Linked DNA regions of Homo sapiens: region 1 is linked to region 2. Evidence: chromatin contacts called from ENCODE Hi-C or POLR2A ChIA-PET data. All regions are on one chromosome and are shown on one strand. The core of a region is the stretch at or near the end of the contact, and the rest is flanking DNA. Distances in the headings are between cores, read along the strand shown.

Region 1 (5,616 bases), core at 3,016-5,515, 120 kb before region 2:
GGCCGGGCCAGGCTGAAACAGGGGCAGGTGGGTGGAGCCCCTGCCCTGTGTTGGTCAGGGCTGGGCAGGGCCAGGTACTACAACAAACACACCCCACATTCCAGTGGCTTACCCCAGTACAAGGTTATTGGTTCCCAGAGCCAGGGGCGCAGGGTGGTGGGGCAGGGAGCCAGGAAGGGGTGGGGACCACTCATTTCTCCAGCTTCTCAACCAAGAAAATCTGAATTTCCAGCTTCTGTGATCTAAACTTTTCCTTTCCTTTCCATTTCCTTTTTGTTTCCTTTTTTTTTTTTTTTTTTGATGGAGTCTTGCTCTTTGGCCCAGGCTGGAGTGAATTTGCGTGATCTCGGCTCACTGCAACCTCTGCCTGCTGTGTTTAAGCAATTCTCCTGCCTCAGCCTCCGGAGTAGCTGGGATTACAGGCGCCCACCATCACGCCTGGCTAATTTTTGTATTTTTAGTAGAGACGGGGTTTCACCGTGTTAGCCAGGATGGTCTCAATCTGCTGACCTCATGATCCACCCGCCTCGGCCTCCCAAAGTGCTAGGATTACAGGTGTGAGCCACCACGCCTGGCCTAAAGCATTTCTTGTTTGTTTGTTTGTTTGTTTGTTTGTTTGTTTTTAAAGTTCATTCTTGGCTGGGCATGGTGGCTCACACCTGTAATTCCAATACTTTGGGAGGCCAGGGCTGGTGGATTACCTGAGGTCAGGAGTTTGAGACCAGCCTGACCAATATGATGAAACCCCGTCTCTACTAAAAATACAAAAATTAGTCGGGTGTGGTGGTGGGCACCTGTAATCCCAGCTACTGTGGAGGCTGAGGCAGGAGAATTGCTTAAACCCAGGAGGCGGAGGGTGAGCCGAGATTGCACCACTGTACTCTGGCCTGGGCGACAGAGTGAGACTCCGTCTCAAAAAAAAAACAAAAAAACAGTTCATTCTCATTCATCTAACAGCAAGTGGTGGCCCGCCTGCCTCCACACAATCATTCAGGAACCCGGCTCCTTTCACTGGGGGCTCTGCAGTTCCCTGGGGCCTCTGCCCGTTATATCTACTAGCGAGTGGGGAAGGGGAACTTGGAACCCTCCATCTGGGCTTGGCATTGGTCCTTACACCCCCCATCCACTGGCACATCTCCTGGCCCTACCTGGGGCAGGGGCAATCCCTCCCCAGTTGGGGGCACACGTGCTAGATGCTTCAGCCATCTGTCCCTGGTGCCACCCAGTGACCTGGGGGCAGAACAGCTGCCCAGCTCGGGGCTGGACCCTGGGGGTCCTGGTTAGGGTGGTCTGAGCATGAAGAGTCCAGGCTGGAGGTGCTGGGGGATGGTGTCAGGTGCTCCAGACGTCGCAGGGGACAGAAAGGAGGATGGGTTCAGGCCCCAGCTCCCCCAGGGCCACCAAGCCAGCTGGGGTATGGGGGAGGACAGGGTGACTGGTTTATTACGCTTTGAGAATCTACCTTCTTCCTGGCTGGTTGGTAAATGGCCCTTGCCCTTGGTCCACTGAGAGATCCAGCCACCAAAAGTTTCACCATAGACCTCATCAAAGCCCCTGGCTGCCCTGGGGTCCTCCAGCGGGGAGGCTGAGGCTCCCAGAGGCCAGGCGGGGCAGGGCACCAGTGACGCTGTCCCCTCCGTCCTCCCTCCCAGCGGTCTCTCTGTGCTGATCCGCGTGCGCCTGGAGCTGCGGCGGCACCAGCGTGCCGGCCACACCATCCCGCGCATCTTTCAGGCGGTAGTGCAGCGACAGCCCGAGCGCCTGGCGCTGGTGGATGCCGGGACCGGCGAGTGCTGGACCTTTGCGCAGCTGGACGCCTACTCCAATGCGGTAGCCAACCTCTTCCGCCAGCTGGGCTTCGCGCCGGGCGACGTGGTGGCCATCTTCCTGGAGGGCCGGCCGGAGTTCGTGGGGCTGTGGCTGGGCCTGGCCAAGGCGGGCATGGAGGCCGCGCTGCTCAACGTGAACCTGCGGCGCGAGCCCCTGGCCTTCTGCCTGGGCACCTCGGGCGCTAAGGCCCTGATCTTTGGAGGAGAAATGGTGGCGGGTGAGGCCAGGCGTGGGCATCAGGTGGGCGGGGACCCAGGACTGGCCCCTGGGCGGGCGGGGAGATGCTGCGCCCCAGGCCTCGGAAGGCGGCCGCCCTGGACGTGGGCATGAGGTGCACGGTCTGGGTATGCCCCGGGCAGGGAGTTGGTGCATCCCAGGCCTCGGGAGGGGGCCTGTCCGGCGGTGACCATGACCCATGTGTTGGGGACCACAGCGGTGGCCGAAGTGAGCGGGCATCTGGGGAAAAGTTTGATCAAGTTCTGCTCTGGAGACTTGGGGCCCGAGGGCATCTTGCCGGACACCCACCTCCTGGACCCGCTGCTGAAGGAGGCCTCTACTGCCCCCTTGGCACAGATCCCCAGCAAGGGCATGGACGGTGAGTCAAGGGTGGGACCCCTGCTCTATCAACTGGTTTCCTACCCGCCCAGGCCCCGCCCCCAACTTCCAGGCCCCACCCCCCAATGCTCAGGCCCCACCCCTAACACCTGTATCTCCTGCAGATCGTCTTTTCTACATCTACACGTCGGGGACCACCGGGCTGCCCAAGGCTGCCATTGTCGTGCACAGCAGGTGAGGGGCCCACAGGCATAATGCCCTCAGCCGCTGAGAGTGACCCAGGCTATCTTGCCAGCCTGACCTGCCCCTCAGCTCCTGTGGGCATCTCCATGTTACCCTGGGGACAGAGAGGGCAGCTGGTGTTTCCTGAGCACTTGCTCTGTGTCCAGACCAGGGCCAAGCCCTCCACGTGTAAACTCATTGCAACCCTCATAACTGCTTGGGGCTGGACAAAGGCATCACACCCATTTTCACACCCATCTTGGGACCCGGTTGCCCTGTGCCCACTACTCTGGGGCCCCTCTCATCCCCCCACCTGTTCACCACATCCATCCCACCAGCAAAACCCGTCCTCTCCATCTGTCTACTTTTTTCCATGCCCCCCATCTGGACCTGTGCCAGCCCCTCCTCGGGCTCCTCCTGCTCCCCCCACTCTCTCCTCCACCCACGATGGCCCAGCTCCTGTCAGCAGCTACAGGAGGTTTGAAAATCCTAAATCAGACCTCCCCTGTCCCAGACCTCCCTGCATCTACCGTGACCCTCAGAATAAAACCCTCTCTCGGGCTAGGCGTGGTGGCTTACGCCTGTAACCCCAACACTTTGGGAGGCTGAGGCAGGCGGGTCACTTGACGTCAGGAGTTCGAGACCGTCCTGGCCAACGTGGCGAAACCCTGTCTCTACTAAAAATACAAAAATTAGCTGGGCGTGGTGGCACATGACTGTAATCCCAGCTACTCGGGAGGCTGAGGCAGGAGAATCGCTTGAACCCAGAGGCGGAGGTTGCAGTGAGCTGAGATCCCGCCACTGCACTCCAGCCTGGATGATACAGCAAGACTCCCTCTCAAAAAAAGAAACAAATAACAAACAAAAACCCTCTCTCAGTTTGGGTGGCTTCTGCCACTTCCCTGATGTCATTTTCCTCCCCTTCACCCCGTACTCACTCCTCCTCAGCCCCCCAAACTCTTCAAACCCATACACTCCTTCCGGCCTCAGGGCCCTCACATGTGCTGTGCCTGGGCACTCTTCCATAGCTCGCCCCCACAGCTCTTTCTTGCTAGGTCTCGGATCACACTTCACCTCCCTAGACAGGATCCCCCAACCCCCCTGGCTGCATTACCATCAGCCCCTCTATGCCCCTTGACCCTATTATATCCCTCGTGACACCTAACACCACCAACAATTGTTGGTTGCGTGTTTCCTTCCTGCCAGCCTGTGAACTCATGCGAACTGGGCTGGCTTTGCCTGGGTCCACATGCAGCATGCTTCCCCATGCCTGTACCCTGGGGGATTTAGGTCCCAGCCTCTGCCCTCCCGGCTCCCCCTCCCCCTGCAGGTACTACCGCATGGCAGCCTTCGGCCACCACGCCTACCGCATGCAGGCGGCTGACGTGCTCTATGACTGCCTGCCCCTGTACCACTCGGCAGGTACTACGGCCTGGGTAGGGAATGGTGGGTGGGGGCGGGGGACCCCTTACCAAGGCCACCCTCTGCAGGAAACATCATCGGCGTGGGGCAGTGTCTCATCTATGGGCTGACAGTCGTCCTCCGCAAGAAATTCTCGGCCAGCCGCTTCTGGGACGACTGCATCAAGTACAACTGCACGGTCAGGCCCTGCCCTGTTCTGTCTAGACCCCGCCCCTCCCAGCCAGGCCTCACCCCCTCCCAATCAGGCCCCACCTCCTCCCGGTGAGGCCCCGTACCTCCCAGCAAAGCCCCACCTCCTCCTGGTCAGGTCCCGTCCTCTCCCAGCCAGGCCCCGCCCCCCGACCAGGCTCTATTCCCTTAACTCCCTTATGTGCGCCCTCCTGTCCACCTGCTGGCGCAACCTGCTCCCCCGTCTCTAGGGGTGGGGTGGGGAGCGGGGCTTAAGGAATGGCTGTTCAGGATGGGGACAGAGAGGGCAAGTAGTGTTTCCTGAGTACCTGCTCTGTGTCCAGACCAGAGCTAAACCCTCCACGTGTAAACTCAATGCAATCCTATAACTTTGGAGGGTGGACCCATTTTGCAGCTGGGGAAACTAAGGCTTGTAATGCGGCTAGGATTGGGCCCAGGGTGCCTGAGCTCCTTAAGGCAATGCCTTCCCCATGCCTTGTGCCCTGTGGGTCTTCCCTGCTGCTGACTGTAGGGAATTGAGACCCTGGGATGGGAAGGGCGATGAGTCTGGGGCTTCCAGGTGAGGAACGCGTGAGGCGGAGGTGGAGGCATCTGCTGTCCCGGAGAGGAGAGCAGGCAGAGGTTAAGAACAGGAATTCTTCTTTCCCCTCCACAGTGAGAGGAGACCAGGCTGAGGGTTTCAGTGCTGTAATGTGGGGCAGGATACAGGAAATACAGGCGGGAGGTACAGGAAACAGGTATGGAGCCCGGAGGGAATAGCAAGGCTGACTGGGAAGGATTGGGTGAGAGGTTGTCCAGGGACTGTGGCAAGTTGGCAGATGCAGATTGGACAGATGGGGCCCAGAGAGATTCAGGCCAGGTCACACAGCTGAGCAGGGGTTGGGGGCTCTGGGCTGAGCATCTTGGGGTATACCACAAGGTCCACAGCTGTGCTTGGCTTCGCTTTTGAGGAGTTTTGGTTCTGTTTGGAGGGTCTTGGGAAAATTACTAATCTGCATGTTGAAATGCAAAAGTATATTTTTATTATTATTATTATTTTTTGAGACAGGATCTCACTCTGTTGCCCAGACTGGAGTGCAGTGGCGCTATCATGGCTCACTGCAGCTTTGACCTCCTGGGCTCAAGTGATCTTCCAGCATTGGCCTCCCAAGTAGCTGGGACTACAGGTGCGCACCACCACGCCTGGCCCACTTTTGAATTTTTTTTGTAGAGAAGAGGTTTCGCCATGTTGCCCAGGCTGGTCTCAAACTCCTGGGTTCAAGCAATCCACCCACCTCGGACTCCCAAAGTGCTGGGATTACAGGCATGAGCCACTGTACCCAGCCCAAAATTATCTTTTAAAAAAAATTACAGAGAGTAGCAAATACACATAAAAGTGGACAGAAAAGTATAGAGAGT
Region 2 (5,614 bases), core at 2,634-5,133:
CCTCTGTCTCTGTGTTTTCTACTCTATTCCTCTTGGTCAGGGGACTTTGACTCTGAGGCATCCCTCAATGTCACCCCTTTAACCCTTGCCCTGCCACAGGCCAACCTTCTTGTGCTGTTTCCCCGATTCATGGAAATGTGGGGCCAGCTCCTTGCATAAAGCGAGGTCCAGGGTTCAGAACCCTGGAGGTGTCATCCAAGGCCGGGCTCTGTGTCCACTTGCTGGGTGGCGTTGAGGAAAGCCCTGCTCCTCTCTGGGCTTTGTTCTGCCAATACAGGAACTTCCTGATTTCAAAAGGCTTTCAGCCCCCTGGACTCCTTGTCTTTTCTCTGTCCGTGTCTCAGCCATGTCCACTCTCTGTCCCATGTGTCAGGCTCAGACACCTCCTATGTGCCCAGGTCCGTGTGGAAGGGGAAGGTTGGTACGGACAGACATGGACAGACATGCATGCGGATGTGTATTCTCACACTGACCCTGCCCCAATACATAATTCCACTAGGCGTAGACTCCCTGTCACCCACTTGTGCCCAGCCTGTGCTAGGTAAAGTTGGGGGTCCTGAGAGTCCTCAGACCCCAGTCTGGGAGAAACAGAGCTGGACAGAGAAACCCCCAGTCCCATGGCATCAGGCTGGACTGGAGGAGAGACGGTGGCTGGGAAAGTCCTGAGGGGAAGGAAGGAGGGTTTTCTCCAAGAGGGGTTTCCGTGATGGGTTTTGAAGGACGAATAGGAGTTCTCTGGGGGAAAGAAAAGAGGGTGGAAATTGCAAAAACAGTTCTAGCCTGGGAGTCAGGAAAACTCATTCAACAAATATTCCCTGAAGAAGCTTGTTTCCTTCACATGCCTGGGCCATTGCTGGGGAACCCTAAACACACACACACACACACGGAGGTCTTGAACAGAAAGACTCCTAAGGAATCTTTTGGGAAATAACTTGGCTCTCTCAGGCAGCTCGACTTCCCCATTTCTTTCCAGCCATCCAAAAATCTTCCAGATCACCCTCACCCCAGGTCACAGATCACTTCCCCTTTGGGCTCTATGGGTTACAACCCTGAATCATCCATCCACCCGACCCCTACCCTCAGCCATGTCATGGTTCGAAATTCACATCTGCTCCTCAGTCCATATAACAGTCACATAAGCTTATCCCTGGCTACAACTTCCCAACCCTGTATGAGAATTTGCATTTTAACCTTTGGTTCAGAACCTCCAGTTACCTGCACCTGTCTGAATTTAAGGGACATGCAACATCTCCAAGCAAATTAGAAAGTGGCGCCACTTCTTCCAGACACTTGGGCCATTCACATGTCGGGAAACCAACGTCACAAACATACAACACTCAATATCTAGGATTTGCACGTGGCCTTCTTAGCAATGCCAAACCCTTGGGCACTGTGCAACTGGGACAACTGTACTCAGCAGCCCTAGAGCTCATCTAAGGGCAGGATTTTTTTTTTTTTTTGGTGGGGTAGAGGGGAGGGAATGGAGTATTGTTCTGTTGCCCAGGCTGGAGTGCAGTTGTGTGATCACGACTCACTACAACCTCTGCCTCCAGGGTTCAAACAATTCTCCCGCCTCAGTCTCCTGAGTAGCTGGGACTACAGGCATGCACCACTGCACCCAGCTAATTTTTGTATTTTTAGCAGAGATGGGGTTTCGCCATGTTGGCCAGGCTGGTCTCAAACTCCTGACCTTAAGTGATCTGCCAGCCTCGGTCTCCCCAAATGCTGGGATTATAGTCATGTCCCCACAGCTATAGGTGTCTTTTCAACACAGCCTTCAGAATCTTTCCAAGAATCCATTTCAGTGTCCCCAAAGCACCTCCACCTCTCCTCACTGGTTTTAGTCTTCACAAAACAGCTTTTGCAGGCTGGAATCCAGTCTCTCCCCAACTTAAAACAGCTCCTGGAGCTCCCCAACTGTCTTAGAATAAAAGTAAAACTCCTCAGGACTGCGTACGAGGCCCTGCCTGGTCTGATGCTTCTGCAGATCTCCCCAACCCCAAGGCTCCTCACGATCCCCCTTGCTGGCTCAGCTCCAGCCGTGCCACCCTTCTCGTTGTTTCAACAGTTCTTCTCTCCTGGCCTTCGCACGTGCTGTTCCCCAGGCCTGGAGCTCTTTTCTCTCTAGTAAGTGGTTCCCTCTCATTCTTCACCTCGGAAAGCCTCCCCATCTGATGTTCTATCCTCCAGAAACCCAGCTACTCAGCTCACCCCGTTTTCATTTCTCCCTAGCACAGCAAAATCTTGTCCTTCCCAATCCAGCAGAAAAAGGCGTGCCATACACACATGTGGAAAAGCAGATCCCAGAGCAAGTGTAGTCCACGCTGAACTTTCCCCTAAGGTCCTATGTGCACCAGGTAACTCCAGCCAGGTCACTGTAACTTTGCTCATTGGAGAAAGAGCTTCCAGCTGGCAAGAGGGCCATCTGAGGTATCCTGTGGCTTGGGTGTTTGAATCAATGAATAGGCTCTTGGAGACTAAGCTCTCACTGTGTCACTGTGTTTGTGTTTCTCTCTCTCTCATTCTCTTTCTCTCATTCTCTTTCTCCCCCCTAGAGTTTCTGGTCTCCTTCTGTTCTTTCCTATTTGGAAAATTCTGGAAAAGGAAGAAGGGATGGAGAAACCTGGGACCAGGGGATCCCAAATTCTCTTTTGTGGTGGGAGGCCCTCATGGCATCCCCCATGGAGATCCCAGGAGAAAGGGCTGAGGGCAAAGGTCCTGCTTGGCAGCCGGAGAAGGAAAGGCGAAGTAGGGGTCTTGGCCTGGAATTCCCACCCCTTGGAGGAGGCCGAGGGGGAATTAGCAGCAATAGGGAGCTGTGTCAGGTCATCCCGATCTCAGCCCACCCTTCCATGGGGCACACAGGCCTAAGGGAGGGGCACAGAGGGTATGGCACCTGGAACCTTGGCCAAGTCTCAAGCAGCTCTTTAAGCCTCAGTTTTGCCATCTGTCAAATGGGTGTGTTGAACTCTATGATATGAGGACTGGGTTTGTTGGGGGAGAGGGAGAGGCAAACTCCCAAAGGGAAGTAGGGGCAGCGTGGGGAACCAGAGCCGTCCCCTCGGCCCCCAGGGTTTGGGCGCCCAAGGGCGCATGTGCTTTTGAAATCCCATCCTCCCCCCTCCCCCCATTTATTTTTTGCACAAATATCTAAAGGGACTCCGGTATTCCGGGGCCCTCCAACCAGCATCCTGGTCCCTCCAGTCCCCAGGCCACCTAGAGGGGCGCTCCAGAGAGCCCTACCCCTTGCCCAGGGCCCCCCCTCGAGGGAGCTGAGATTTCCATACTTGGCAATTGGTCTGGGGTCCCAGGGGTCTGGGTCCCATCTTATGGCTTTTCCAGGGGACATGAGGTGGTGCCTCCCGGTACCAGAGCCCCGGGATGTGGCCTCCTCCATAGGGACGAGGTTTCCCCCATCCCAGCTCAAAATGCCCCCTAGGTGCTGGGGGCGTGGCCTCAAGTTGGGGATGTGGCTCCTTCCTTCGTCGCGCCCTTGGGCGTGGCCTCCCGAGAGGGCGGGGCATCCTCCATTCCTAATTCCCCAAAAGGGAAAGCTGAGTCAAGGGCGTAGGCGCAGCCCACCCTTGGCGTGGAGCCCCCCGAGCCCCGCCCCTGGGGAGGTCCCACCAAGGCGCAAGCCCCGTCCCTCCCCGCCCAGCGCCCTCCGCGCAGGCGCAGTGCCGCTCGGCCGACCGCCCGCGCTAAGGCGCAGGCGCGGCACCGCCCTCCTCGGCGGAGCGCGTGTCCGACTTGAGCTTCACGAACTCCTTGGCCACCTCGTCGTTGCTGCGCTGCGAGAGGATTCGCAGCACCGTGAGGCCCGTGTCGTCCATGTGGATGCGGCGGCCGAGCGGCAGCCAGCAGGCGGCGCTCCCGCGCTGGGCCAGCTCACGCAGCTGCAGCACGGCCAGCCCCACCGTGCGGTCCTCGCGCGCGAAGCAGTAGTCCTTGACGCACACCTGCAGCTCATAGCACTCGGGACCCGCGTCGGCGCTCAGCGTGCTGCGTGGGGAGGGGCGGAACGTGAGACAGGCCACACCTACTGTGATGCCCCGCCCACGGCCCCGTCCCCACCGCATTTGCGGGCCACGCCCACACCGGGGTGCCCACACCTGTCACCTCCCACGCTACGCTAGCCCCGCCCCTGCCCCGTTACTTGACCTACAACCCTGTGCTTGGCCGCGCCCACAGCAGCTGACCCCGAGCTGGGCCACGCCCACGCCTGTTCTTCCCATTTTTCCACCCACCGAAAAATGACCGCATAGTTTTACATCCAGCTCCCGCCCCTCAGACACCGCCCTGCAAGGCCATGCTCCCACCCTGAGATACCCGCGCCTGTGCCCTCTGCCGGCTGAACTGCTGCCCGCACGGCCCTGCCCCTAATGTCCCACCCAGAAGCTCTTTAACCAGGCTCTCCTCTAGACCCACGACGTGGCCCTTTCCCCAGCCCCCCACACCCCCAGCCCACCCCTCTTACTTCCAAGATGCCCTCCAGACATGAGCCTGCCCTGGTGCCTCACCATGGGTGACACCGCCTCCCGCATGCCCCTCACCTGTGCTCCTGCCCCTAAGCAGTCCCAGTGACCTGCCCTGACGCCAGCTGGATAAGAGCCCCTCCTACAGGGTCACGCCCAGCTTCTCCCTCTTGTCCACCTCCCAGGTTGTACCTCTATCCCTGAAGTACTCCGGCCCACCCTGGCTGACATCTGACCTCCCACTAGACCATGCTTCTCCTCCTGAGTATCCCCTAAAGGGGCCAATCGCCCCAAAACCTTCTGACCAAGAGCCCTGTGCTGACACGACATGGAACTGGCTTCAATCTTGTCCCATAAGAGCTCCCAGGCCCCCTAGATAATACCAGCTAACCAGCTCTGATTTACCCTTACCCCTGTGCATTTTTATTTATTTTTATTTATTTTTATTTTTTGAGTGGGCATCTCCCTCTGTCACCCAGGCTGGAGTGCAGTGGCACAATCGCGGCTCACTGCAACCTCTGTCTCCCGGGTTCAAACGATTCTTCTGCCTCAGCCTCCCTAGTAGCTGGGATTACAGGCATGCACCACCACACCGGGCTGATTTTTTGTGTTTTTAGTACAGATGGGGGTGGCGGGGGGGGGGGTCTCACCATGTTGGCCACGCTGGTCTCGAACTCCTAACCTCAGGTGATCCACTGCCTTGGCCTCCCAAAGTGTTGGAATTACAAGCGTCAGCCACCGCGCCTGGCCCATAGTTTTTTGTTTTTTTAAAGACAGGGTCTCGCTATGTCGGTCACCCAGGCTGGAGTGCAGTGGCACAATCATAGCTCATTGCAGCCTTAAACTCCTGAGCTCAAGCGATCTTCCTGCCCCAGCCTCCCAGGTAGCTGGGACTACTTTCTTCTGCACTTCTGTCTCCTAAGAACATCCAACAACATTGCCCTGCCCCAGTGCTCTGTGAGGCTGACACTCGACCCAAGGATCTACCCCGGATGACCCCAACTCTACCCTTGCTAACCACCACCATCCATCTACCCCCGTGAACAGACTTTTTTTTTTTTTTTTTTTTTGAGGCAGAGTCTTGCTCTGTCGCCCAGGCTGGAGTGCCGTGGTACAATCATGGCTCACTGCAACCTGTG

Evidence for each region. A loop is a pair of places that touch in the nucleus more often than their neighbours do. ChIA-PET counts read pairs that join two places held with the same protein, here RNA polymerase II (POLR2A). Pooled maps may share reads with other maps.
Region 1: a loop to region 2 is called in a pooled map, with 3 times the contacts of the local background. The contact joins two enhancer-like sites. A Hi-C loop is called at or near these places in 1 of 37 single-sample maps with no recorded cell type and 10 of 50 pooled maps. POLR2A ChIA-PET finds 5 or more read pairs at or near these places in 4 of 52 experiments (CD4-positive, alpha-beta memory T cell, Caco-2, WTC11 and 1 more).

The regions. Positions count from the first base shown.
Region 1 is chr19:17,484,911-17,490,526 of GRCh38, forward strand. SLC27A1 (solute carrier family 27 member 1) reads left to right here. Exons shown (of 12, transcript NM_198580.3): 2 at 1,653-2,047; 3 at 2,264-2,425; 4 at 2,550-2,619; 5 at 3,938-4,029; 6 at 4,098-4,207. It overlaps PGLS-DT (PGLS divergent transcript), which reads right to left. Exons shown (of 3, transcript NR_147835.1): 3 at 4,080-4,185. Among named protein-coding and RNA genes, the nearest start is that of SLC27A1, 17 kb to the left of the region's middle. RefSeq lists an enhancer at 4,083-4,132 and silencers at 4,213-4,432, 4,240-4,403. Within about 2 kb of position 4,266, at least 10 of the 41 ENCODE cell types and tissues checked have a DNase peak (open chromatin) inside an H3K27ac peak, as active enhancers do.
Region 2 is chr19:17,602,353-17,607,966 of GRCh38, forward strand. It overlaps UNC13A (unc-13 homolog A), which reads right to left. Exons shown (of 44, transcript NM_001080421.3): 44 at 1-4,002. The coding sequence ends at 3,702. Among named protein-coding and RNA genes, the nearest start is that of COLGALT1, 50 kb to the left of the region's middle. RefSeq lists enhancers at 2,565-3,469, 3,470-4,374 and silencers at 3,459-3,718, 4,089-4,308. Within about 2 kb of position 3,884, at least 21 of the 41 ENCODE cell types and tissues checked have a DNase peak (open chromatin) inside an H3K27ac peak, as active enhancers do.